Linked DNA regions of Homo sapiens: all the other regions are linked to region 4. A link is a contact called in ENCODE Hi-C or POLR2A ChIA-PET data. All regions are on one chromosome and are shown on one strand. The core of a region is the stretch at or near the end of the contact, and the rest is flanking DNA. Distances in the headings are between cores, read along the strand shown. Region 1 holds the start of FGR (FGR proto-oncogene, Src family tyrosine kinase). Region 2 holds the start of IFI6 (interferon alpha inducible protein 6). Region 3 holds the start of EPB41 (erythrocyte membrane protein band 4.1). Region 4 holds the start of ATP5IF1 (ATP synthase inhibitory factor subunit 1).

Evidence for each region. A loop is a pair of places that touch in the nucleus more often than their neighbours do. ChIA-PET counts read pairs that join two places held with the same protein, here RNA polymerase II (POLR2A). Pooled maps may share reads with other maps.
Region 1: a map with no recorded cell type shows a loop between it and region 4 (2.9-fold over the local background). The contact joins the promoter of FGR here to the promoter of ATP5IF1 in region 4. A Hi-C loop is called at or near these places in 2 of 37 single-sample maps with no recorded cell type and 4 of 50 pooled maps. POLR2A ChIA-PET finds 5 or more read pairs at or near these places in 2 of 52 experiments (BJ and GM12878).
Region 2: a pooled map shows a loop between it and region 4 (3-fold over the local background). The contact joins the promoter of IFI6 here to the promoter of ATP5IF1 in region 4. A Hi-C loop is called at or near these places in 3 of 50 pooled maps. POLR2A ChIA-PET finds 5 or more read pairs at or near these places in 4 of 52 experiments (CD8-positive, alpha-beta memory T cell, PC-9, WTC11 and 1 more).
Region 3: a pooled map shows a loop between it and region 4 (4-fold over the local background). The contact joins the promoter of EPB41 here to the promoter of ATP5IF1 in region 4. A Hi-C loop is called at or near these places in 6 of 50 pooled maps. POLR2A ChIA-PET finds 5 or more read pairs at or near these places in 3 of 52 experiments (B cell, OCI-LY7 and activated B cell).

The regions. Positions count from the first base shown.
Region 1 is chr1:27,632,679-27,638,988 of GRCh38, forward strand. It overlaps FGR (FGR proto-oncogene, Src family tyrosine kinase), which reads right to left and starts at 2,507. Exons shown (of 13, transcript NM_005248.3): 1 at 2,387-2,507. RefSeq lists enhancers at 1-2, 4,631-4,690 and a silencer at 1,583-1,632.
Region 2 is chr1:27,667,509-27,674,196 of GRCh38, forward strand. IFI6 (interferon alpha inducible protein 6) reads right to left here and starts at 4,684. Exons shown (of 5, transcript NM_002038.4): 1 at 4,615-4,684; 2 at 1,737-1,838; 3 at 950-1,027; 4 at 718-867. The coding sequence starts at 1,806. RefSeq lists enhancers at 1,878-1,937, 4,716-5,055.
Region 3 is chr1:28,909,955-28,916,840 of GRCh38, forward strand. It overlaps EPB41 (erythrocyte membrane protein band 4.1), which reads left to right and starts at 4,615. Exons shown (of 21, transcript NM_001376013.1): 1 at 4,615-4,814. RefSeq lists a silencer at 4,380-5,039 and an enhancer at 5,260-5,419.
Region 4 is chr1:28,233,870-28,240,005 of GRCh38, forward strand. ATP5IF1 (ATP synthase inhibitory factor subunit 1) reads left to right here and starts at 2,255. Exons shown (of 3, transcript NM_016311.5): 1 at 2,255-2,401; 2 at 2,492-2,583; 3 at 3,968-4,231. The coding sequence starts at 2,315. The coding sequence ends at 4,109. RefSeq lists enhancers at 1,154-1,660, 2,454-2,513 and a silencer at 1,493-1,717.

The DNA.
Region 1 (6,310 bases), core at 1,257-3,756, 600 kb before region 4:
AACACAGCTCTTTAGATGCCATCTGGCCTGGGACTCAGGATTTTCAGGAGATGGAAGCCATGGCGGCGGGGGGCGGGGGTCCAGGGGCAGCCAAGGGATGGGAGTCTAGATTTCACAGTGTGGCCAGACAGGAAGCCCCCTCCCTGGTCCCTCAGGGGAGTGGGGCGGTGAGGGGGACATCCTGCCTTTTCCCACCTTAGGTCAGCCCAGTCTGCTCTGCGTGGGAAGAGCCCTGGCCCCTACTTCCCCAGCTCTGGGGTTCCCTACCCAGCCTCCTGAGGTCTGGCCACTTCCTTTGCCACATCAGCCCCAGGTGGCTGCAGAGATCACCCAAACATCCACTCATATGCTCAAGGGTTCATGCTCATTCACTCAGAGCCCAAAACATACAAACACTCACACCCTCACTGGAGGAGGGTGTGAGAGCACCTACTCACTGGAACAGGAAGTAGTCATGAAGCCCCTAAACCCCACACCCTCCTCCCCGGAGGGTACATGAAACTTGGTAGGGATGAGGTAAGGATTCAGGCCTCAGCTCAGGCTACATCAGAGACGAGATGTCCTGGAATTCTGGTCCCTACTGTTGGCCCTGCAGGTTGCCAACTCCCAAACCTCCATCTTCCCATCTGTGAAGTGGGAACAGGGTCCTGCTCTCCCATCATCACCACAGTCGGAAGGATGCCAAGGACATCAGGGCCCCTGAGAGTACACACCCGAGGGGCGGCCAACTGGATGCAGCACCAGAGAGGGTGTGAGACAGATTTTAACTCTGCTGACCTCCCCAGTATGGGCTCTCATCAGAGCCATAAACTATTTAGACGCCAACTGTGTGCTGGTCCCTGGAGGCCCTGTCAGTGAGAGCCGGGCAGTCTGGTCCCCCTCCATGCTTTTTGTTGTTGTTGTTGTTTACAGACAAAATCTCACTCTCTCATCCAGGAGCTCTCACTGCAGCCTTGAACTCGTGGGCTCCAGCGATCCTCCGGCCTCAGCCTCTGGAGTAGCTGGGACTACAGCAGGTGCCACCACTTCCAGCCTTCTGGCTAACTATATTTTTTTGTAGAGACAGGACGGGGGTCTCCCTGTGCTGCCCAGGCTGGCCTCCTCTGCATGTTTTTGAGAAGGTGAAGGGGAGGCTCGCTGAGTCAGGGATAGCCCTTAACCCTTCAGGACACTCAGCAAAAACTGCTTTCTGCACCTGATTCTCGTGGGGGAAGAGTGGACACAAGGATCATTTCTCACCATAGTTCAGATGAGGAAAGTGAGGCCCAGAGAAGCCCTGTAACTTGCCCACAGTCACACAGCAATTAAGGGCCCAGTCTTGCTAAGAACCCAGGTCTCTCAAACAGCAGATCCTCCACCCCAGGATCCCTGAACACAGCGGCATCGCCTCCTACCTCGGTCGGGAAGCCCACCCCCCACCCACCAGACCGAGGATTCCAAAAGGGGGCGAAGGCGGAGAGCAAAGGGGGCTGCGCCCACCCGGAGCCCCGCGGCGGCCCAGCGCGGCCCGCCCTCTCGTTGCCTTGGAGGCAGCCCCTGCGGGCACTCGCGGTCAAAGGCAGGATTTCCGTCGGGGCGGCAGCAATTCCCGGATCCAGCGGGGAGCGCGGGCCGAGACCGCCGCGGGCGCGGAGGGGGCGCCCGGAGAGGCCTGTCCCTGCCGAGGGCGGGGACTTCCCCAGGAAGCGGGGACCCACGCCTCGCGCGCCCGGCAGGAGTCCCCTGCAGCCCGGAACCTACCGCAAGGGCGGGCCGAGAGGGTCGCGGGGCCGCGGTCGCGGCCGCTAACGTTACCCTGCGGGCTGTGGGCTTCACCCCGACTTCGGCCGGCTCGGAAGAGGGGAACTTCCTGGACCCGCAATTGCACCCCAGGTTCTCCGTCCTCCAGAAGTCGTTCTCCTCAACCCCCTTCCCGCCAGCTCCCTCTCCTGTTCCCTCCAGCACCCCCACCCATTTCCCCTCTCCTGGACCCATCAGACCCGTCGGCTTCTCCCCAAAGTCCCACTCTCACGATCCCTTCAGTTTCTCCCCCAGACCGTCCTGGGGATTCCCCTTAATCCTTCTCCCCCACCTCAGCCCCCTTCCTAAACTCTTATCAGTCCCCTCCATTTTACCCACTAGACCTTTTTGGGGGTCCCTTTGGTCGGCTTCCCCCGTGCTCCCCTCCGCCCTCTCCTCCAGGTTTATCAGCCTTGCTTTTCAGGTCGCCCGTTTTCCTCCTTAGGCCTTTTCGGGCTGGGGTCCCTTTGGCTGTCACCTTGCTCATGTGTCCCCCGACCCCCAGGTTCAGGCTTCTCTTCCCGTGTACCCCCAGTCCTCTCTCCAGAGCCTCGAGGGGGAGGGCACTGCTTGACCTGCCCAGTCCCCACCCGACGCTGTCGCTTACCTGGAGCCCAATTCTGCCCGGCCCCGGGGTGAGCCAGCCGGGGCTCCAGCAGCCGCGAGTGCCGGCGTGCGGGGAGAACTGGGGTGCTGCCCGCCTCTGACCGCCGCCCCTGCTGGGCAGGGAGGAGGAAGCCGCCTCGGACTTCTCTTATTGCAGTCACGGCCGGCGGGCGGTGATGGTGGCAGGGAGACAGTCACGCCCTAGCCCCAAGCCAGCTCCCCGCAGCGAGGAGGCGCCCCCAGATCCTAGGCCCACCCGCCCCCACCTTCCTCCTCCCTGGTTTACGGGAGGTCGGCTCTGTCACCCTCCAGACCTGAGTCCCCAGCCCGGCCTTCCCAAAAGCCCCCTCCAAAAGCGCAGTTTCAGCACCCCCGAAGCACCTGCTCTTTTAGGATCATTGAATTGGAGGTTAAGAGGGGCTTTTCTCCATCACTGAGGACCAGATCGGGACTGGCCTTACTCGAGTTCTCACAGCCAGTTGACTTCAGACTGCTGTCACCAGAGCCACTGGACATGGATCACATGGACCCTGTCAGCACGCCTTCCCTTCCTCAGGGGCTGAGCACTGGGGACACAGGGCTGTTAAGGGTGGTGAGCAGCAGAAGACCCTTCCCTTAGGAAACTGCCTTTCAGAGGAGTGGGAAGGGTGTCAGCCTCCCCCAGGCACCCAAGTTTTAGAAAAACTGAGTAACTGGCTGGGGGCAGTGGCTCAGCCTGTAATCCCAGCACTTTGGGAGGTTGGGTGGGAGGATTGCTTGAGCCCAGGAATTCCAGACCAGCCTAGGCAGCATAGGGAGACACCATCTCTACCAAAAAAAATTTTTCTTAAGTTAGCTCGGTGTGGTGGTGTGCACCTGTGGTCCCAGCTACTGCAGAGGCAGAGGTGGAAGGATCCCTCGAGTCAGGCAGGTCGAGGCTGCAGTGAGCTGTGATTGAGCTACTGCACTCTACCTTGGGTGACAGAGCAAGACCCTGCCTTAAAAAAAAAAAACACAAAAAAAGAATGTGGGTTTTGTTGCAGAAAATGACTTTTTTTAAAAAAAAGAAAGAAAAGGCCGGGTGCAGCGGCTCACGCCTGTAATCCCAGCACTTTGGGAGGCCGAGGCGGGTGGATCACGATGTTAGGAGATCAAGACCGTCCTGGCTAACACAGTGAAAGCCCATCTCTACTAAAAATCAAAAAATTAGCCGGGCGTGGTGGCGGGCGCCTGTAGTCTCAGCTACTCAGGAGGCTGAGGCAGGAGAATGGTGTGAACCCGGGAGGCGGAGCTTGCAGTGAGCCGAGATGGCGCCACTGCACTCCAGCCTGGGCGACAGAGCGAGACTCCGTCTCAAGAAAAAAAAAAAAAAAAAAAAAAAGGAAGAAAAACTGAGTATCTTAGAACATGTGGAAAAAGATTTTTAAAAACAAAAAGAGAAACGGTAGCATCCTCTATCAGTTCCAGTCTCTCTGTCTGATAGGGATCCCTGACCCCTCCTCAATCTGGGGTTCAGTCCCCACTCCCACCACTGTTACTTCAGCCTTAAAGCAAGAACCCGGAATATCCCTCCTGTCCAGGAGAGGAAGAGGTGTGGTGGGGAGGGCTGTTTGGTGGAGAAGGATGTGTCTGTTGGGATGTGGTGAGAGGCAGGGAGAGTGTGCGTAAACACAGAAGTGTGTGTGTGTGTGTGTGTGTGTGAGAGAGAGAGAGAGAGAGAAAGCAATGACATGATGACTTTGCTTTTGGAATCAACAACTAGGCCATGGTGTGCAGGCAAGTGTGTTTCTTTGTATGGGCAGGGGCATGTGGGGATGTGTGTGTGCATGCGTACACATGCTCAAGTGTGGCCCAATGTGCCTGGGGTAACAGAGTGGTGGGATGGAGATAAGAATGCTTTTCTCTTAGGAAATGGGAGGAGGGATGAGGAGGAAGACAGAGGAGCCAGTGGCAGTGCAGGGTCTCTGGAAGAGTGGCTTCACCCTAGCCGGGCAGCATCACCTCCGCCATCAAATGCTCCCTGCCTGGCCATCGGCCCACATGTTCAATTAGCAAACAAGCAAACGTTTATAATTGTGTCTTAGGTGCCAGCCTTAGGGAACACAGAGATGAGAGACTGGTCCCTGCTCTTGGGGGATCCCCCCAATCTATCATGCTCGCTCTGTCATCCTTCAAGGTCTGACTCACAAGCATCTGCTCTAGAGGCCTTCCCTGATTGCTGCCTCTACCCACTCCACACCCCCAGCAGAACCTCAGCATCTTCTGCCTGGGGCACCACTGGTTCCTGGGGGATGGGTGTGTGGGATATGTTTTCCTCAAGGGCAGGGGTCTGGCTCTTGTAGATGCCTCCAGTACCCACACAAGGCCCAGCACACAGTAGCAGGCTTTCTGTGTATAGGAACACGTGAATCAACCAAAGGACAAAGGAATTAACAGATGAACAAAGGAAAGCCCAGTGAAAAACTAAATAATGGAAGGTAAGAAAGAATGAATGAAGAAATTCAAGAATTGATGACTGAATAAGCAAATGAATGGAAGAACAAAATGACAACATTGCTTCTCAGGCCGGGCTCGGTGGCTGACGCCTGTAATCCCATTGTTTTGGGAGGCTGAGGCGGGCGAATCACTTGAGGTCAGGAGATCGAGACCAGCCTGGCCAATTTGGTGAAGCCCCGCCTCTACTAAAAATACCAAAATTAGCTGGGTGTGGTGCCGGTGCCTGTAATCCCAGCTACTCAGGAGGCTGAGGCAGGAGAATCGTTTGAACCCAGGAGGCGGAGGTTGCAGTGAGCGGAGATCACGGCACTGGACTTCAGCCTGGGCGACAAAGCAAGACTCCGTCTCAAAAAAAAAAATTGCTTCTACTTTTTAAAATATGTGTTGGGCCACATTAGTCCCTTGCTTAAAATCTCCCAGTGCCTTACCTTTCATTTTGCTTGGAAAAATAAAAATACAATACATACGATACCATAATAATAAAGAATAATAAAATCCAGCAGCTTTGTCTTGTCCTCTGAGGCCCTGTGTGCTTGGCCCCTGCCTCCTCTCCAGTCCCAGCTTTAGCCATCTTTCCCTTTACCCACATTTGGATCTTTTTCAGTTCCTAGAATACACTGAATTTTTGTCTCACAGTCTTTTTACATGGTGTTCCCTCTTCCTAGGATGCTCTTCTTCTTGCTCTTCACAGTACTGCTTCCTTTTTATTCTTCAATTGAAGTGCCGTCTCCTCAGGGAAGCCTCCCCTGACTGCCACATCTAAGAAGGTCTCCTTATTCTCGGTCTCAGCATCCAGTTTGTCTCCTCTATGGCTATCACAATCTGGAATTATATATTTCTGTGTTCATTGTTTTTTGTCTCTGGACCTCTCTAAACCAGATTAGGGCTCTGACCCAATCTGAGGTCAGGAGACAGCTGGCACTTCTTAGGACGAGCAAAGTGGATTCTATGCCCTCATTCATCCTTTCAGAATAACCTTGATTAGGAACACAGACTCTGGGCCCAGGCTGCCTGGTTTGCAGACCAACTCTGACCTTGGACAAGTTATTTCACCTTTTTTTTTTTTTTTTTTTTTTAGACAGAGTCTTGCTCTGTCTCCCAGGCTGGAGTGCAGTGATGTGATCTTGGCTCACTGTAACTCCCAGGTTCAAGCGATTCTCCTGCCTCAGCCTCTTGAGTGTCTGGGATTACAGGCGTGAGCCACCACACCCAGCTAATTTTTGTATTTTTAGTAGAGACAGGGTTTCGCTCTGTTGGCCAGGCTGGTCTCAAACTCCTGACCTCAACTGATCCACCTGCCTTGGCCTCCCAAAGTGCTGGGATTATAGGTGTGGGCCACCGCGCCCTGCCCAAGTTATTTCACCTTTCTGTACCTCAGTTTCCTCATATGTAAAATGGAAATTTAGTAGACCTCACCTCACAGAAGTCTTGAGAGAAATCAGTGAGCTGT
Region 2 (6,688 bases), core at 3,434-5,933, 560 kb before region 4:
CAAGTCAAGACCAGTTTGGTGTGAGATTGATTTGAGTTACTCTACTATGTTTCTTTGCTACTGTGGTCTCTGAGATTGAGCAGATTCAAAAAATGTTAAACTGAGGATGATCATCCCCACGCACCGCTGAGGGAACTGAGGCTTGTGATTTGGCCAAAGCATCAGTGAGGCACCCAGCCTTTGAGGCTGAGAATGGGGCTTCTCGCATTGTACTGACTGGGTCAGAATCTAGGCTCTGGTCTAAACTAGCAGGGAGACTTGAGTAAGTTACTTAATTTCTGGCCGGACGCGGTGACTCACGCCTGTAATCCTAGCACTATGGGACGCCGAGGCGGGCGGATCAGCTGAGGTCAGGAGTTTGAGGCCAGCCTGGCCAACATGGTGAAACCCCATCTCTACTAAAAATACAAAAATTAGCCGGGCGTGGTGGCGTGTGCCTGTAATCCCAGCTACTTGGGAGGCTGTGGCAGGAAAATCGCTTGAGCCAGGGAGGCAGAGGTTGCAGTGAGCCAAGATCACACCACTGCACTTCAGCCTGCCTGGGTGACACAGCCAGACTCTGTCTCAAAATAAATAAATAAAGAATCACTTAATTCCTGGTAAACTACTTAATTACTTGAGTAAATTACTTAATTCCTGAGTGCCTCAGTTTCCCCAGATGTATGATGAAAATAATAGTAAAGAACGTCCCACCAGGGGCCCAGGCCCCGCACTCACCGAGGCTCTGCAGCGTGGCCACTAGCCCCCCGGCGGGCACGCCGCCCCCATTCAGGATCGCAGACCAGCTCATCAGCGAGGCAGCCACCGAGTTGGCCGCGATGCCGGCGCCGGTGAAGCCCAGCGCGGGCAGCCCGGCGACTGCGAGTCCTGGAGGAACAGGAGCAGGTGAGGGAGCGTCCGCGGCAGAGGCCCGCCCCGCCTGCCCGAGATCCTCGCCCTCCAGACCCACCTCCTCCGACGGCCATGAAGGTCAGGGCCTTCCAGAACCCGGAGCCGCTGTCCGAGCTCTCCGAGCACTTTTTCTTACCTGCAGGAGAGCAGACAAAGCGTAGTGGGGGTGTTGGGGTGGGACACAGGGGTCCCCTACTCTGTGTCTGATGCTCAGGACCACTCCTGGAGGCGGGGGCCACCACTCTCCTACTCAGAGAGCCTCACAGAGGGGAAGGGACTTTCCCCTAGGCGCCGAGCCTGGCACAGAACTAGCATCGAGTAAATTTCGGTAGGATGGAGGAATGAACAGAGTAGTGGGATTTGAATCTGGGACTCTGGCGACACCAACCCTGCGCTGTCCATTGGAATGGACGCCAGGGTCTCTACAGAAGCACGCCAGACCCTCTACACCCCGGACCCTGAAACTCTCTCCTTTATCCCACACTCCTCCCATCCCCCAGCACCCTTATATGCCTCCTTACTTGTCCCCTTACCTGCACCCTTATCTGTTCCCTTACCTGCACCCTTACCTGCATCCTTACCCACATCCTTACCTGCATCCTTACCCGCATCCTTACCCGCACCCTTACCTGCATCCTTACCTGCATCCTTACCCGCATCCTTACCTGCATCCTTACCCGCATCCTTACCTGCACCCTTACCTGCATCCTTACCCGCATCCTTACCTGCATCCTTACCCGCATCTTTACCTGCATCCTTACCCGCATCCTTACCTGCACCCTTACTTGCATCCTTACCTGCACCCTTACCTGTCCCCTTACCTGCATCCTTACCCGCATTCTCACCTGCCTCCACCCCACTGCAAGTGAAGAGCAGCAGGTAGCACAAGAAAAGCGATACCGCCTTCTGCCGCATGGTGGCGCCGCGCGCGGGCTCCGTCACTAGACCTGCGAACGGGCGAGAGGGAGATGGTCCCCGGAGCATTTTTGGAGCTCATCAGCTCCGTTGTTTTCCCTTCCAGTTCCAACTGAATCAGTAAAAAGCAGCGAGGTGTGGTGAATGGAACCCAGGATCCCTCTCAGGAGCCTCGGGAATCCGTTTCCTCTCCGCATCAGTGGCAGAGATGTCCCTGCCCCAACCGGTGGGTGTGCGGATTCTGTGCGGATTCGCACGGTGTTTGGCACGTGGTAAGCTCCGCAGATGTCAATATCATGACTGTGGTTGTTCCTGGCCTTGTACCCAAGTGACCTTGGGCAGGATACTAGGGTACTTTGCTTCTCTGGGCTTCAGTTTGTTTATTTCTAAAATTGGGGTATTAATAGAGTCTATTTCAGAGGGTACTTGTTAATTTAATAACTGTTCCACGCTGTATCCCCGGCACTTTGAACAGTGCCTGACGCATAGAATTTGCTTTAAAAAAATTTTTAAGACAAACTCATTCTTACAATGCATTGAATATCTACTGGCACCAAACGTTGGCCTCACATCAACTTAATTTTTTTTTCAGAAAGAAAGCACAGAAGGGTGTGTGGAAAAAGAAACTCAGTTTCCCTCACCGTACGAGAGGCTTCTGACAGCAGAAGTGTGGGGGTTTCTCCCCACCAGCAAGCAAACAATCAGTCCTCTGGTGAACACCAGCTGAGGGTCCCCAAATTCAATTCTGACACCACTATGGGTAGATAGTGGCCGATCCCACATGTTGAGGGTTCAGTCCCCCAGACTGCCAATCGAAAGCCCTAGGTTGTTTTACCTGTGTTTCTGACTGACTATAAACTGGGGTTCCCACAATTCCCTCCTGCAGTTTTACTAATTTGCTAGAGCAGCTCACAGAACTCAGGGAAACACTTTACTTACATATACTGGTTTCTTTCTTTAAAAAAAAAAAATTGATCTTGTTGTTGTTTTGAGACAGGGTCTCACTCTATTGCTCAGGCTGGAGTGCAGTGGCCCCATCTCAGCTCACTGAGACCTTCGCCTCCCAGGCTCAAGTGATCCTCCCACCTCAGCCTCCAGCATAGCTGGGACTACAGGTATGCACCACCACGCCCAACTAATTTTTTTTTTTTTTTTTGAGATGGGGTTTCACCATGTTGCCCAGGCTGATCTTGAACTCCTGAACTCACGCAATCTGCCTGCCTCAGCCTCCCAAAGTGCTGAGATTACAGGCATCAGCCACCATACCCAGCTACATTTACTGGTTCCTTATGGATATTACAAATGCTCCGGATGAAGAGATGCATAGGGCAAGGTATGGGAGAAAGGGCATGGAGTTTCCATTCCTCTCCAGAAGCACCACCCACTGGAGACCTCCTTGTATTCGGCTATCTGGAAGCTTGTCAAACCCTGTCCTTTTGTGTTTTTATGGAGGCTTCATTACATAGGCATGACTGATTAAATCACTGCCCATTGGTAATCAGCTTAACCTTCAGCCCCTCTCCCCTCCCCAGAGGAAATGCCAGCCATCAGTCAACTTATTAGACAGTTATCACTCAAAAGATATTTATCACTTTGAAGATTCCAAGGATTTTAGGAGTTGTATGCCAGGAACTGGGGGATGAAAAAATATATTTTACAATATCACAAGGGATAAAGGTCACACAGCAAATTGTGCAACATGGGTACACATTCAAGACAGTCAGAATTCATGAACCTATGCTCTTTCCTTTATACCACAAAACTGGAAAATGCATATGCCCTCAGACTCACCTCTAATATGATCTTTGTCAGATCAATGCTATTTTCTTAAGTTAAAAAGAAAAACAAGAAACTCCTCTCATGTATTGAGTACTTAGCACTTTATGGCACGCAGTCCACTTGTACCTATAACAACACCACGAAGTAGGTACCATTGTTATCAACCACATGTTATAGATAAGGAAACTGAAGCTCAGAGAGGTTAAGTAATATTCCCAAGGCTGCCTAGCCAGGTCATGGCAAAGTCAGGGTTTAAACCCACAATTGGCTAATACCCAAGCCCACATTTTTTTTTTTTTTTTTTTGAGATGGAGTCTTTCTCTGTCGCCCAGGCTGGAGTGCAGTGGCGCAATCTCATCTCACTGCAAGCTCCACCTCCCAGGTTCATGCCATTCTCCTGCCTGCCTCAGCCTCCCGAGTAGCTGAGACTACAGGCGCCCACCACCAAGCCCGGCTAATTTTTTTTGTATTTTTAGTAGAGACAGGGTTTCACTGTGTTAGCCAGGATGGTCTCGATCTCCTGACCTCGTGATCCGTGGGTCTCGGCCTCCCAAAGTGCTGGGATTACAGGCGTGAACCACCACGCCCGGCCACCAAGCCCACATTTTTAACAACCACTCCAGATGGCTTCATCTATCCTTAAAGATGAACTCACTGTCACATTGGATCCTATAATAAAGGGGATTCTAAAATCATCCAGTCCTTTGAGCAGCAAAGGCAACTTAACTTTCCTTTTACAGAGGAAGTAATTAAGGCTCCAAGAGGTGACAGTGTTAAGGCCACAGATCGCTGATATTGCACCTGTAAGCTGGGTCTCATGCCACTTGGGGTTTTGCATCCCATCTCCCTAAAAATCTCCAACCCATCCTCTTAGACAAGTCCCAGCCCAGAGCACTAAAAGGGACCCAGGAGTGCTGCCTCCCAGGAGAAGGGGCCTCCTGGCTCTCAGAACATGAGATTTACAGGCAGACAGGCAGCCTGGCAGAGGGTGGCAGCTTGATGCCCACACTTCATAGCTCCTGAGTTTACCTTGGAGGAGAGAAGAGAAGCAATCTTCAGCCCGGAGCCTGCTGATAGATGGGCACAGCAGCGAGTAAACGGTTCTCCGGCTGAAGGCTGGCTTTTTATCATCACTTGTGGATCCTCCCACGTCTCACCCTAGGCAGCCAATCCCTGTCGGAGTTTCTATTTCTGCACTCTGCAGTTTCATTTTCCCCTCTCTCCCAGCTCCTGCACTCTGCAGAGTTTCATTTTCCCCTCTCTCCCAGCTCCGCCCAGCGGGAACATTTGTGTGCTGCCTGCTGGCAGAAAAATGCACTTCAAGCTGAGGACTTTTGGAGCCGCTAAGGGTATTCAAAGCATGTCACACTATGATGAGAGCCACGGCCATACTGGGCTTAGTGAAGCCTGATCACCAGCTCCCCCTGGGGCACACAGGCCTTTCACCATTCAGTCCAATTAGTAAACAACACCTATCATTTATTGAGCACTTGCTGCATGCCAGGGTCTGTGCAAAGTGCTCTATTTACATGATCTTTTTCCAATCCCACAGTAGTCATGTGACATACCATATGCTGTTTATAAACCCCCAGAACTTTGGAAATTAAGTCACTTTGTTCCATTGTTCTCTCAGGCTGGCTGCTTCTGGGTCATGGGCATATGGTAAGACCAGTGAAGCCTGTGTTCATGTGGCCATCATGATAGATCTTGAGTTTCAAGATGGGTCCCCTGGCCCTAGGTAATGAACTGAGCATTCTTTAAAGCCTTTGGATGGTGATGCTTGAAGTGCTATGGGTCAGAAATGCAACCTCTATTTGGAGAACATAGAAATTCCAGTAAGGATGAATCATTGCCTTCTCCCAAGTGGAAGGGGTCTGAAATAATTGACCTGCCACCAGATGGCTGGCTATTCTCATTGAGAAATTTTGCCATATTGCTACCTGCTGCTGGCAGATTGGCTATATTTTGGCAATTGCCAGATCAGTTTTGGTGAGAGGGAGCCCAAGTTGTTGGACTCATTTCTAACCCCCATCCTTACCACCTTGGACACTCATAGGTCTATTGCAAGGCAATAGTGAGGCTAAGTTTAGAGGCTGGCTGACATCCACAGGATGGGACATCCTGGCCATTGGGCTGTAGAGCCTCCTCTGCAGCAGATGATCTCTGGTCAGCATTAACATGAGACATAGAGATCCAGGTGCTTTATGCCCATTCAGAGTTCATTCTTATGCCCCTAACCCACACCTGCTTATTCCCAATCTTCCAATCTTGTTCCATCCATGCCTTTGACCAACCAGCCAAGCCATTTGCCTCTTATTAGGAATTGGTGTATGTCTGTACTTCAGTCCATCTCTCTCTCTCTCTCTCTGCATACAGAGGGAACAACACGGTATACTGCTCCTAGTTCTGCCCCCTGGGAGGATTCACTATTATTCAGTGCCACCCCCAAATGGGGCTGTAATAGAGTGGTCCGTTTCCAGCTGATACCAAAATATTATACTGACTTATCTGTGAATTGAGTTTGACTCCTTTCCTCCATTATCTGTTGGTTGCTGGGAACACTCCATGAGGCCATATATATGGGTCAAAGAGAAAACCCAGAGAAACAGAGTTGGGCGCCACAGGACTCTGAGCTCCCTGTTTATTTAATTTACTCAAGCCTTTTAGACCCCTTTGCTCAGCCTTGAATATACCATTTCCATCATATATTTTTTGTTTTGTTTTGTTCTTTGTTTTTTGTTGTTTTTGTTTTTGTTTTTGAGACAGTCTTGCACTGTTCCCCAGGCTGGAGTGCAGTGGTGTGATCTTGGTTTACTGCAACCTCTGCCTCCTGGGTTCAAGCGATTCTCCTGCCTCAGCCTCCCAAGTAGCTGGGATTACAGGTGCGCGCCACCATGCCCGGCTAATGTTTTTTGTATTTTTAGTAGAGATGGGGTTTTGCCATGTTGGCCAGGCTGGTCTTGAACTCCTGACCTCAGGTGATCCACCCACCTCTACCTCCCAAAGTGCTGAGATTACAGGTGTGAGCTGCTGTGCCTGGCCTCTTTGTTGTTTTGTCGGTTGGTTGGTTGGTTTGTTAGAGACAGGGTCTCACTCTGTTGCC
Region 3 (6,886 bases), core at 3,365-5,864, 680 kb after region 4:
GCCTGTAGTCCCAGCTACCTGGGAGGCTGAGGTGGGAGGATCACATCACTTGAGCCCAGGAGGTCGAGGCTGCAGTGAGCTGTGGTCATGCTACTGTACACCAGCCTGGGTAACAGAGTGAGACCACTGTCTCAAAAAAAAAAAAAAGTGTACGTATAAGAAAAGGTACTAGAAGGGAAGGTCCCAAAATATTGATGGTAGTTATTTTTGACTGGTGGCTTTATAGTGACTTACATTTTTTCTTGTGTTTCTAAATTTTCTATGAACAATTCAAGTACTACTAGTAAAATTAATCCCCATCCCACTGTATGAATGGTAATTCCCATCCCATTATAGCCTGTTTGATTTATCATTTGTGTTTACAAGTCTAAAATAACTGTGATTTTTTATCCTGCCATAGGCAGGATGGCAAGCACTACTCTTCATATACTTTTGGTACCAGCATCAGTTTTCATTCAACAGTACTGTTCAGAACACTTTGTTGGTGGGCCCAGCTTTTCAAAGCCCTCTTCAATCTCTTGCCACCCTCCACAACAGACACAGGGCTTCAGGCCAGCTGTGTCCCTAATCCGCCCACGTCCCAGATTTGGGTATGGTTTCCCCGCCCCTCCCCGCTTTCTTCCAGTCTCATCTCTACCAGGTCATCTGAGGCCTCATCTACACTCCCTGGCCTTCCCCACTGGTCACCACCTAATTTCACCATCTAATTTCACCCTCTTATGTGCAGCTGGTGTTTGCTTTTGCTTGGGCTCAGTTTGCTGTGGGGAAGGATTAAGACCCTTTCACACTGTCTTTTTTTTTCTTTTTCTCTTTTGCTTACTGCCCTTGACTGCTCCAGGGGCTAACAGGCAGCTAGCGGGGCCTGTATTCCCTAGGAAGGAACACAAGGGGTAGGGGGTGGGGAGGTAATGGTGGGCTCAGCTGGCAGGCGAGATAGAGATGGTCCTTAGGGACCCCATCCTGGGGCTTGGGGCATAGCACAGCTGCCACCCAGATGTGAGCATGGAGCAGAGCTGTTTCTGCCTTGGAAATTAGCCTCAGAGACGGTGCTTGGGACCTTTACCCTTGGTACCTGATGGCAGTCTCTGCAGGGTGAGCTGGGACTGGATACCTGGTTTGCAGAAGTCTGAGAGGGCAGATGGGCCCAGGAGTAAAGGTAGTTTTTCCACCTTCATATTAGGCATTACTTATACCCCCACATCTTCCTATGTGATAGGCCTGGCAACACTCAGAGATTGGGCACTTAGCCTAACAACTGAAGATGTGTGTCTAAAATAACAAAAATTCCTCATGTGTGGATAGTACTTTACAGTTTACAAAGCCCTTTCATCTCCAGGCTAAGAATTAAAAGCCAGCACTGGAATTCAGGTCTTTCAGATTCTAAAGCCTGAGTCAATGGATTATGGTGTGTTATTGCATGGCACTCTGAATTTCAGAGTAGTTCATACCTGCCTTGTGTCTAGCCTTTTGCTGTTAGCCTGAGACCTCTACTTATTTGCAGAGTAAGGATTATTAAATGCTACATATTCTTTGCATCCAATTAGATGTGCCATTGGCTAGCACTTCATGGCATAGAGAATACTGGGCTTTCATGAATCTGAATTTGCTGGATAACTTGGTGGTGGTGGAGATGGTAAACCACTGGTAATTGGTCTTCTATACTCATCCTTCAAGGTACCAGATTTTCCTGTCTGATTGGTGAAGGAAGCCTGAGGCACAGAGGTGGTAGGACTAGAACTCTGAATAAAAAGCACAGCTGAACCTGAGGACTTGAGGCAGGAGACCAGAGTATTTAAGAACAGGTGTGGCCAGGCATGGTGGCTCATGCCTGTAATCCCAGCACTTTGGGATGCTGAGGTGGGTGGATCACCTGAGGCTGGGGGTTCGAGACCAGCCTGACCAACATGGAGAAACCCCATCTCTATTAACAATACAAAATTAGCCAGGCGTGGTGCACATGCCTGTAATCCCAGCTACTCACGAGGCTGAGGCAGGAGAATCGCTTGAACCTGGGAGGCAGAGGTTGCAGTGAGGTGAGGCGAGATCGTGCCATTGCACTCCAGCCTGGGCAAAAAGAGCGAAACCCCTTCTCAAAAAAAAACAGGTGCTTCACCCCTCATACACAGAATGACCCTGGCCAAGTCACCTGACCTCACTAAGACTCAGTTTCCTTATATGTAAAATGAGGATGTTCATTAACTCATTCAACAAATATTTATTGAGCGTATACTGTTCTGGGAGATGAATACAGATACAGTCCCTGCCTTCCTGAGCTTGCAGTCTAGTGGGTCTAGATTACAGCAATTTATTTGAGAGGCACAATAAATAATAAATATATAGTAGAAAGTCAAGTAGGGTAAGTGCTATGAAGCAAATTAAAGCAGGATAAGGGTGTTTGAGTGGAGGGTGTTTTAGATGGTATAGTCAGGTGGTTTTCAAGGGGTTTTATGATGTTTCAAATGGACAATTTACATAACGTGCTCAGCTCAGTGCTAACAACAATTGCATGCTTAACAAATATATTATTATATTTGCCAGTTCCACACCTCTCAGTCCACATTTTAGTCTCTGAATAGTAATAATAATTAACACACATAGATCTTACTATGAGCTAGGCACTGCTCTAAGTCCTTTACATATTTTAACTCATTTAATTCTGTTTTCCTTTTTCTTTTTTTTGAGATGGAGTCTTGCTCTTGTCACCCAACCTGGAGTTCAATGGCATGATCTCGGCTCTCTGCAACCTCCACCTCCTGGGTTCAAGTGATTCTCCTGCCTCAACCTCCGAGAATAACTGAGATTACAGGTGCCTGCCACCAGGCCCAGCTAAGTTTTGTATTTTTAGTAGAGATGGGGTTTCACCATTTGGCCAGGCTGGTCTCGAACTCCTGACCTCAGGTGATCCGCCTGCCTCAGCCTCCCAAAGTTCTGGGATTACAGGCATGAGCCACCATGCCTGGCCTAATTCTTACAGTAACTCTGTGAGGTGGGAACTATTATTATCCTTCTCCCTCCCCCAACCCTCGTTTTTGTTTTTAGGGATGGAGTCTTGCTCTGTTGCCCAAGCTGGAGTGGAATGGCATGATCCTAGCTCACTGTGGCCTTGAACTCCTGTGCTTGAGCAATCCTCCCACCTCAGCCTCCCACTATAGGTGGGAGTCCCAGCTACTTGGACATATTATCCCCTTTTATGGTGTTGAAAAATGAGGCACAGCCGGGCGCGGTGGCTCAAGCCTGTAATCCCAGCACTTTGGGAGGCCGAGAAGGGCGGATCACGAGGTCAGGAGATCGAGACTAACACGGTGAAACCCCGTCTCTACTAAAAATACAAAAATTAGCTGGGCGTGGTGGTACACGCCTGTAGTCCCAGCTACTCGGGAGGCTGAGGCAGGAGAATCGCTTGAACCCGGGAGGCAGAGGTTGCAGTGAGCCGAGATTCCGGCACCGCACTCCAGCCTGGTGACAGAGCGAGACTCCGTCTCAAATAAATAAATAAATAAATAAAAGAAAAATGAAAATCAAACCATTAGAAAAGGCTGGAGACTAAGAATTGAACCCAGGCAATCTGTTTCCAGAGGCTGTGCTGGGATCGTGAAGGGGCTGTGATTAGATATCAGGAATGTCTAGCTGGCATCTACAGACTCTGCTGTCAGATGGCCTGGCTTCTTATCCTGTCAGTTTTAAGTCTCTCTGCTTCAGTTTCCTCATCTCTAAAATAGAACACCAGATCCTATCTTACCTTCTAGGTATCATGCTTAAAACAAAAGCCTTCTTTCTGCACTGTGGGTCCGAAGCCTGTTCACAGACCAGCCTAGCAGGGAGTAGGAAGGGTCAAGGGGTCTCTGACACTTCTGGAAGGAAATAAAGACACACTAAGCAATTGTCAGAGCAACCCTCAGTTCATCTGGAGACCAGACCTCGGAAGCTAGGTCTTTATAATGTTGAGATTGCCAGGGGGGAATTAGGAGATCCTTAAATGCAGAAGACAGGTTCAATCTTGGCGTGGTCTCAACACTTAGCTTCCATTTCAGGCCTTACACAGCTGGCACGAGAGGTAAAGTCTCATCGAATGTCAGGGTTGGAAGGGCGCCTAGAGACAGTCAAACTAGTGGATGGGGAAACTGAGGTACAGAGAAGCTGAGTGACTTACCCGAGGTCACTAAGCGTTTAGGGGGAGTCAGTTGGGGTAGCCTGGCTACAACCTCTACGCGAGTTACTTCCCTGAGGCTTCCAAATCTCGGCCTCTTACTTGGAAGGAGGAAAGGGCCTCACCGTCCAGGGCTCTAGCTGCCTCATGCCCCACGTGGGTGCTGCGGGATCCCGGAACACCCCGGCTCCAGACCGGGTTCGACTTGCGCGTGCGCACACGCGGCCAGCCCCTTGCCTTTTCCTCTCTCTTTTTCGTTCCCCTCTCCTCTCCTTACCGGCCTAGGGGAGGGGGGAAACAAGGGGAGCTAGAAGTTGGCCTCAGCCAATGGGCGGACGGGCCGCGGGCCCGGCCCCCTCCTTCCCTCCGGCGCGGCCCAATAGAAATTTACTACAATGTTGTGGCGAACTGAGGGGGAGGGGCGCGGGCCGGCGGGCGGGCTGCGGGCCGGGCTGGCCTCGCCTCGCAGAGGGAAGGCGGGAGGGCGCGCGCCAGGGTCGCTCGCTCGCTCCCTCCCTCCGCTGGTGCGTTTAGTCAGTCAGCCAGCAGCAGCCGGCGGGCCCGCGAGCCGCAGAGGGCCCGAGCCTCGGACGCCGGCGCCTCCTCCTGCCATTGTTCGTCGGGCTGCAGCAGTGGCGGGCGCAGGAGCCCGGCCCCGGAGCCACCGGTGAGGCGAGGCGGCGGCGGCGGCGCGGGAGCCGGGGCGGTGGGCGTGGAGCTGTCCCCGTGGGGACGGTCCTGGCGGCCGCGGCGGCGCTGCAGCCTCTTTGTCTGCAACCCCCGACAGGCCCCGGGCCGGGGCGCGGGCTCTCCCGCGGAGGAGCCTCGTGTGCACGCCGAGTCGCCAGCCGGGACGCGGCCCGAGGAGCGAGGGGCGGGCCAGAGCCGCTGAGGAAAGGGGAAGGGGTTGCGTCGCGGGAGTGTTGGAAAGTTAGGCTTGAGATGTATTTTTGACGGTCCCCTCGGGTGCGTCAATCACGGTGCGGTGTGCAGGAGCCTCGGGAGGAAACCAAATGCGGAGAATCGCAGGTTTCAGACGGTGAAGGTGTTGCGTGCAGCCGCGGAGCGATTTCTTCCTGGCGAGGGAGCTGGGCTGTCTGCAGAAGTCAGGCGGAATCTGAGGACTGCAGGGAGCCCTGGCAAGACTTCGCAGGCCTTCCCGCCACCGACGCCTGCATCATTGAAAAACATGTTCCCCCTTAGTCTTCTGGGTTCCCAGCGAGCAGAGGGTTAAATCTATTCTCTCAGCGTCGTGACCTCCTTTTTCAGTTCGCGCATCTGTCGGCTTGGAAATCTTCCTCCGTGCTCGCTGGGCTGCTGTACCTGTGGAGAGGCCGGGTCTGGGCTCGCCCTCCGAGATTGACCAGCAGGCCATTATTCCTGGGGAGGTTTTGCCAAAACAGGTCATGCTCCCCAAGAACAGGCATTCTCTTGAGAAAAAGTGATCTCACGTGAAACAGATTGCTGATGGACTGGTTTCTGGCCACATGATAGCGACTGTCATCCTGTTGTTTCTTTAACTGTACCCTGTACCCTGCCATAAATGACTAGTCTGTGGAGACTTGTTTTTTGGCATGTAGTTGTTCATTAGGAGATAGTTTTTTCTTTTTCCTTTTTTTTTTTCAGATGCTTTTTTTTTTTTTTTTTTTTGTAGTCTGGGTGATTTCACAGCTGCTATTTTCTTCCCTTCTGTTTTTAGGGAAAATTGCAAGAAATGGTTGTGTCTTGTGTCTTGGATATTATTATAGTGGATTTATACTCTCTTGAGGATGTACTGTAGTCAATGCTGTTGCTCATTGTTGTTTTCTGTATTCTCAGTCCTGGCAAAAATTTTAGTTGGTTTGATCCCTTTAATCAAAAGCAGGATATATAGCCCGTATATGTTTCTTCCCGTCCCAGTTTTGTTAATGTAGCACTAACCCCTACTTTTTATGGAAACTTGATGTACTCTTCATTTTCCTTTTCTGTAAATTGAAAGTGTAATCAGTTCTTCGCCAGTTGTAAAATTTTTGGTTTGGGGTGTTATTAATATAATCCATGTAGCGTACATGCTATCTGGCGTACAGTAAGCACTCAATAAATGGCAGATTCAAAAATAGATGTAATAACTGAACACCAGATTGCCTTAGAATCAAAGTAGTTAATTCAGTGTGCTTTCTATAAGAAGCTTATAATTAAGGTAAATATAGATATTATTCATACACCTGGGGAAACAAGTACAGTATATCTTTGGCACTATTAAAAGTGAACTATGTCGGGCACGGTGGCTCACGCCTGTAATCCCAGCACTTTGGGAGGCCAAGGCGGGTGGATCACTTGAGGTCAGGAGTTCGAGACTAGCCTGGCCAGCATGGTGAAACCCCATCTGTACTAAAAATGCAAAAAAGTAGCTGGGTGTGGTGGCATGTGCCTGTAATCCCACCTACTCAGTAGGTGGAGGCAGGAGAATCGCTTGAACCTAGGAGGCGGAGGTTGCAGTGAGCCGAGATTGCACCACTGCACTTCAACCTGGGCAACAGAGCAAAACTGTCTCAAAAAAAGGTGAACTCATTGTTGAACATAAGTTCAGAATGCCAACCTTCTGATTCCTCTGTCTTCTACCAACAAAACTATACATTTTTCCTTGTATGTTTGAATTCAGGCTTAGAAATAAATGTTTTTAATCTGTAGGTTTTACCAAAATTCTCCCAACAATTTTTTTTTTTTTTAAACAGGGTCTCATTCTGTCACCCAGGCTGG
Region 4 (6,136 bases), core at 1,005-3,504:
TGAGCCACCGCGCCTGGCCGAGGAGACCTAGTACCTATTAAGCAGTTACTCCCTATTCGCCCCCTCTCCCCAGTCCCTGAAAACAAGCAATCTGTGTTCTATCTATATGGATTTACCTATTCTGGATATTTCACATAAATGGAGTTAAACAATATGTGAATACGTATTTCACATAAATGGAATTAAACAAAATACCAGGTAGGGCTGCTATTTTCTCAACTAAAATATAATCAATAAAGCCAGTTTTACTATTTCATAGAAAACAAAGAAGGTTTTGTTTTGTTTTGTTTTTTTGAGGCAGAGGCTTGCTCTGTTGCCCAGGCTGGAGTGCAGTGGCATGATCTTGGCTCACTGCAACCGCCGCCTCCCAGGTTCAAGCAATTCTCCTGCCTCAACCTCCTGAGTAGCTGAGATTACAGGCGCATGTCACCACGCCCGGCTGATTTTTGTATTTTTAGTAGAGACGGAGTTAGTCAGGCTGATCTCGAACTCCTGACCTCATGATCCATGCGCCTCGGCCTCCCGAAGTGCTGGGATTACAGGTGTGAGACACCACGCCCAGCCCCAAAGAAGGTATTTTTATAATCATCAATCAGGTAGATAATCTGGCCCAATTCTCTCATCTAAAAAAGAAGAAACAGAGAAGAGAAAATGAGTTAGAGAAGAGCTATAAACTTCATGAGAGTAAAGACTACTGTTGTCTTGTTCACATTCATTAGATGGATGAAGGGAGGTTAAGGTCAAGCTTTCCCTAGACTCCTACTTATCCTTTTTTTTTTTTTTTTTTTTTTTTTTTGAGACAGAGTTTCGCTCTTGTTACCCAGGCCGCAGTGCAATGGCGTGATCTCAGCTCACCGCAACCTCAGCCTCCCGGGTTCAAGCATTCTCCTGCCTCAGCCTCCCAAGTAGCTGGGATTACAGGCATGTGCCACCACGCCTAGCTAATTTATTTTTTATTTTTATTTATTTATTTTTGAGACAGTTTCTCTCTTGTTGACCAGGCTGGAGTGCAATGGCGTGATCTCAGCTCACTGCACCCCCTGCCTCTCAGGTTCAAGCGATTCTCCTGCCTCAGCCTCCCGAGTAGCTGGGATTACAGATATGCGCCACCATGCCCAGCTAATTTTTCATATTTTTTTTTTAGTAGAGATGGGGTTTCTCCATGTTGGTCAAGCTGGTCTCGAATTCCCAACCTCAGGTGATCTGCCCGCCTCGGCCTCCCAAAGTGCTGGGATTACAGGTGTGAGCCACCGCGCCTGGCCTGCTCTTTTCTACTGCATTGCACCACATTGCCAAAAGTGCAGTTATTAAGCCCATTCAACAATATGTTGCTAACGAAAAAAACAAACTAAAATATTTTTAAAAGGTTTATTCTGAGCCAAGATGAGTGACCATAGCTTGGGGAAACACAGCCTCAAGAGGTCCTAGGAAACTGTGCCTGAGGTGGTCAAGTTATAATTTGGGTTTTCTTTTTTTTTTTTTTGTTTTGAGACGGAGTCTCGCTTTGTCACCAGGCTGGAGTGCAGTTGCGCAATCTCGGCTCACTGCAACCTCCGCCTCCCGGGTTCAAGCCAATTCTCCTGTCTCAGCCTCCTGAGTAGCTGCGATTACAGTCGCGTGCCACCGCACCCGGCTGATTTTTGTATTTTTAGTAGAGACGGGGTTTCCCCATGTTGGCCAGGCTGGTCTCGAACTCCGGACCTCAGGTGATCCACCCACTTCGGCCTCCCAAAGTGTTGGGATTACAGGCGTGAGCCACCGCGCCCAGCCAGAACACTGACACTTCTCATAACAAATGAACGCGATTTATGTATATCTAAGCCAGGGCACATTGGACGTCGGTATCCTGGACATCAGCATCCTGGACACAGCTCCCAAACCCCGAATTCCCCCATTTTATTGATGCTAGCAGGCCAGGGAAGGGAAAACTTCCTTTGGGCTTTGAATAATAACGACTTTAGAATTGAAATCGTGGGCTGGAGGTGGACGCCACGCCTCATTCTGATGGGTCCAAGAGCCGAAATTTCGGCTTCTGGCACTCTCCTCACTCAGCTCTCTAAACTCCTCCATCATTCCTCTTTCCAGTCCTTTGGCCCTAAGCCCTTGCTAGCGGTTGGCTAAGAAGAAACCCGTCTCTTGCTCGGGATTCGCTGTGAGCTCCGGGAAGCCCGCCTCCGCTCTCCCGTGATTCGCTACTCCTGTGTTCATCCGCCCCTCCGTCGACCAGATTGGGTGCTTGGCCGTCCCTGCCATTAGCGCGTAACGAGAGACTGCTTGCTGCGGCAGAGACGCCAGAGGTGCAGCTCCAGCAGCAATGGCAGTGACGGCGTTGGCGGCGCGGACGTGGCTTGGCGTGTGGGGCGTGAGGACCATGCAAGCCCGAGGCTTCGGCTCGGATCAGGTACGCTGCGGCAGTGTCCGCTGCTCCAGCCCCGCGGGCGGATCCCATCTTTGCTTCCGTACCTTTACCAGTGTCCCTGTCTCTCTGCAGTCCGAGAATGTCGACCGGGGCGCGGGCTCCATCCGGGAAGCCGGTGGGGCCTTCGGAAAGAGAGAGCAGGCTGAAGAGGAACGATATTTCCGGTGAGGCTCACCGGGTCCCAAGTCCAGCCCTGGATCTCCCAATGGCCTTCCAATCCTTAAACTGCCAATCGCCCCACCCGTTCCTACCTGGTGCCTTGGGCGCCCCATCCCCCAACAGAACTCCCGGGCCCCAATCCAGTATACCCTAACCCTTGATGTCCCGACCGTTGCCACGTATAGGGCACTCCCAGTTACCTGCACAACAGTTTCAGGCCCCCAAACCGTTTCCACCGGCGGGTCTCCAAAACAACCCACGGCTCAACTCCTCCTTTATCATTACCATCTCCCGCGTGGAGTTCTCCTCAGGTCGTGCGAAACACCCCCAGATTCTTCGCACAGTGTCTAGATCCGACCGCCCAACGTTTGCCTCCCAGCCTGACTCCCTCGGCCCTTACCCACCTGTCACCCCCTCTACGCTCTCCTTCCTCGCCAGCACGCCTTAGCTTTGCAAGCCTGCATGCATTCAGGCTTCTCAGGTGTTTCTAGACCCCCGACTCCGCAAGAGTGAGGATGATGGGAGCTGGTCATGGGAGCTACTTATGGTTGGACACCATCTTCTAAAGGCTTTTGCCCTACTCAGCCCAACCTAGACCTGTAGATTTCCCTCTCCTGCTTAGGAGTATGGAGTGGGCTGGGCCTCCCTTTGCCAGCCTTGAGTTATCTTTAACTGACTTCTGTCCACTCTGGAGAGCAGTGAGGAATTAATCTTGCTTTTGCTTGTCCTTTGGCCTTTCACTTCTGCCTTCTGTTGAGAATTATCACCATGACACCTGCCATACCGTATAGAGAGCCAAGGTACAGCCGTTAGAGACTATCTAATTGAGCCCCTACATTTTGTAGTTAAGGAAAACTGAGGCCTAAATGTGACCAAACCAACATTGTAATCCAGTCCCTTCTTGGAACCTAAATTGAACTGCCAAGTACTGCGCATGCAAGAGACCCTTTATTGGCCTTACAGTGGGCCATTCATTTCTATAGGCAAAGAAAGCTCTAGACAGATTGGAATAGGAAATGGATATTTGCCTTTTAGCTACACCCCTTTGTCTGTCTTCCTCATTTTGTTCCTTTTTTTTTCCCTAAAGGGGAGTCAAGTTCCCTGGGTTGTTCCCCTCATAAGGTATTAGGGACTTGTGTCACATCTCTCTGGAGTTTTCTATTTTAAAGAGGAATCTGAAAGCAATAAGCTCTTTGGTCTTCTTAAGATGGCTACACCTCAATTTAAGATGGGGTATTCTTTCACTAGTTGAGGAGTAGAAGAGGATGACCAGCTAGACTCCCATGGAATTGGAACTCCTATTCCTTGCTTAGACATTACAGGTTATGCTTTGAGATCTCTTTGGGGTGAAGGATTGAAATTAAACCCTGAGCCACCGTGTCCTTGTAGAGCACAGAGTAGAGAACAACTGGCAGCTTTGAAAAAACACCATGAAGAAGAAATCGTTCATCATAAGAAGGAGATTGAGCGTCTGCAGAAAGAAATTGAGCGCCATAAGCAGAAGATCAAAATGCTAAAACATGATGATTAAGTGCACACCGTGTGCCATAGAATGGCACATGTCATTGCCCACTTCTGTGTAGACATGGTTCTGGTTTAACTAATATTTGTCTGTGTGCTACTAACAGATTATAATAAATTGTCATCAGTGAACTGTGTTTGATGCCTTCTTCTATCTGGAAGAGATAGACAGACACCAATGGACTGCTAAAATGGATTAGAGGCGTCCCTGCATCCAGGAACCCACAGACAATGCACAGTGTGATAAGTGCTATGAAACAACACGAGTTGGGGGGATAGGTGTGACACAGACAAAGTACCCCTCCCCGTCTAATTAGAGGTGTTCAGAGAAAGCTTCCTGAAGGATAAATCCCAATCTGAAGCATAAAGATCAGGAGGATCCTGGAGATCCGAAGGAGTCATTGCTTCAAAAGATACAATTAGGCCAGGTGCGGTGGCTCATGCCTGTAATCCCAGCACTTTGGAAGGCCAAGGTGGGTGGATCACCTGAGGTCAGGAGTTCAAGACCAGCCTGGACAACAGTAAAACCCCATCTCTATTAAAAATACAAAAATTAGCCAGGTGTGGTGGCACGCACCTGTAGTCCCAGCTACTCAGGAGGCTGAGGCAGGAAAACCACTTGAACCTGGGAGGTGTAGGTTGCAGTGAGCCGAGACTGTGCCACTGCACTCCAGTCTGGGTGACAGAATGAGACTCTGTCTCAAAAAAAAAAAAAAAAAAGATACAATTGAAAGTACCATCAGTTAAAACAGCATTTTGCATTTTTAAAATGGTTTAGAGGATACTTAATATGAGCTAGTCATCCTTGTTCTAATTTTGTAGATTGAGAGAACTGGAATTAGAAATCATGTGATTTATACAGTCACTCAGCACCTTGGCAGTGAGACTTGTGTCCAGGTTTTTTGACTACTAAACCAAGTCTGTTATTAGCAGAAAATCAGAATTATTTCTTAGGTTATATTTTGCTTTGCCAAGTATTTTGTTTCAAATTAGACTTGAGGGCCTAGTATAACTAAATTATTATACAAACTAGTTGTGTAACTCCTCTAGGCAAAAAAATTTGAGGTGACATTTGGGCCATTAGCAAAACATTTTCAGTTCACCAGTTCAGTAGAGTATTTGCCCAGGATTGTAATGAGTTATTTGTTCTAAGACCCTATCTATCTCACAAGGGCCTGTAGGACCATTGAGTGATAAAAGCTTGGAGAAGTCGCATTGACCTTGTCTGTACAGACAAAACACTAGATAGTTTGACTTGCCCATGAAACTGAACACAGCCAGGTGTGGTATGTGCCTACAGTTCAGCTACTTGGCAGTCTGAGGCAAGACGATTGCTTGAGCCCAGGAGTTCCAGACATGCCTGGGCAGCATTTTGACCCCATCTCTTTAAAAAAAAAAACAAAAAACAAAAAACTAAACTTTGAATTATAATGATTATAATGTTGCTGAATCTCAGCACTGAGGCCTCAGTAGTGCCTATAAATCTTGCAAGTGGCCAGCAACAAAATAACCTGAAAAGATGAAGTTCAAGAAACAATCATACTAAGTCAAATGCCTTTTATTTTAACATTATTAACAGTGCAACACTTGAAAAGTTTAAAAATTGGAAACAAGTATTAGCAAACATCTTTAATTTTGCATATTTGTAACCAAAAAAACAAGGTATACAAAATCCCCTGAATTTGTACATGATGGTGTTTTTTTGACTTATAATCAACAATTGCCTTACTAAGAGTGATGTTCCTGAATTGTTTCCTCAGTAAAGGTGTACCATAGGCTGGGTGCGATGGCTCATGCCTGTAATCCCAGCACTTTGAGAGGCCGAGGCAGGCGGATCATCTGAGGTCAGGAGTTCAAGACCAGCCTGGCTAACATGGCAAAACCCCATCTCTACTAAAAATACAAAAATTAGCCATGTGTGGTGTTGGGCACCTGTAATCCCCGCTACTCGGGAGGCTGAGGCAGGAGAATTACTTGAACCTGGGAGGCAGAGGTTGCAGTGAGCTGAGATTGTGCCACTGTACTCCAGCCTGAGAG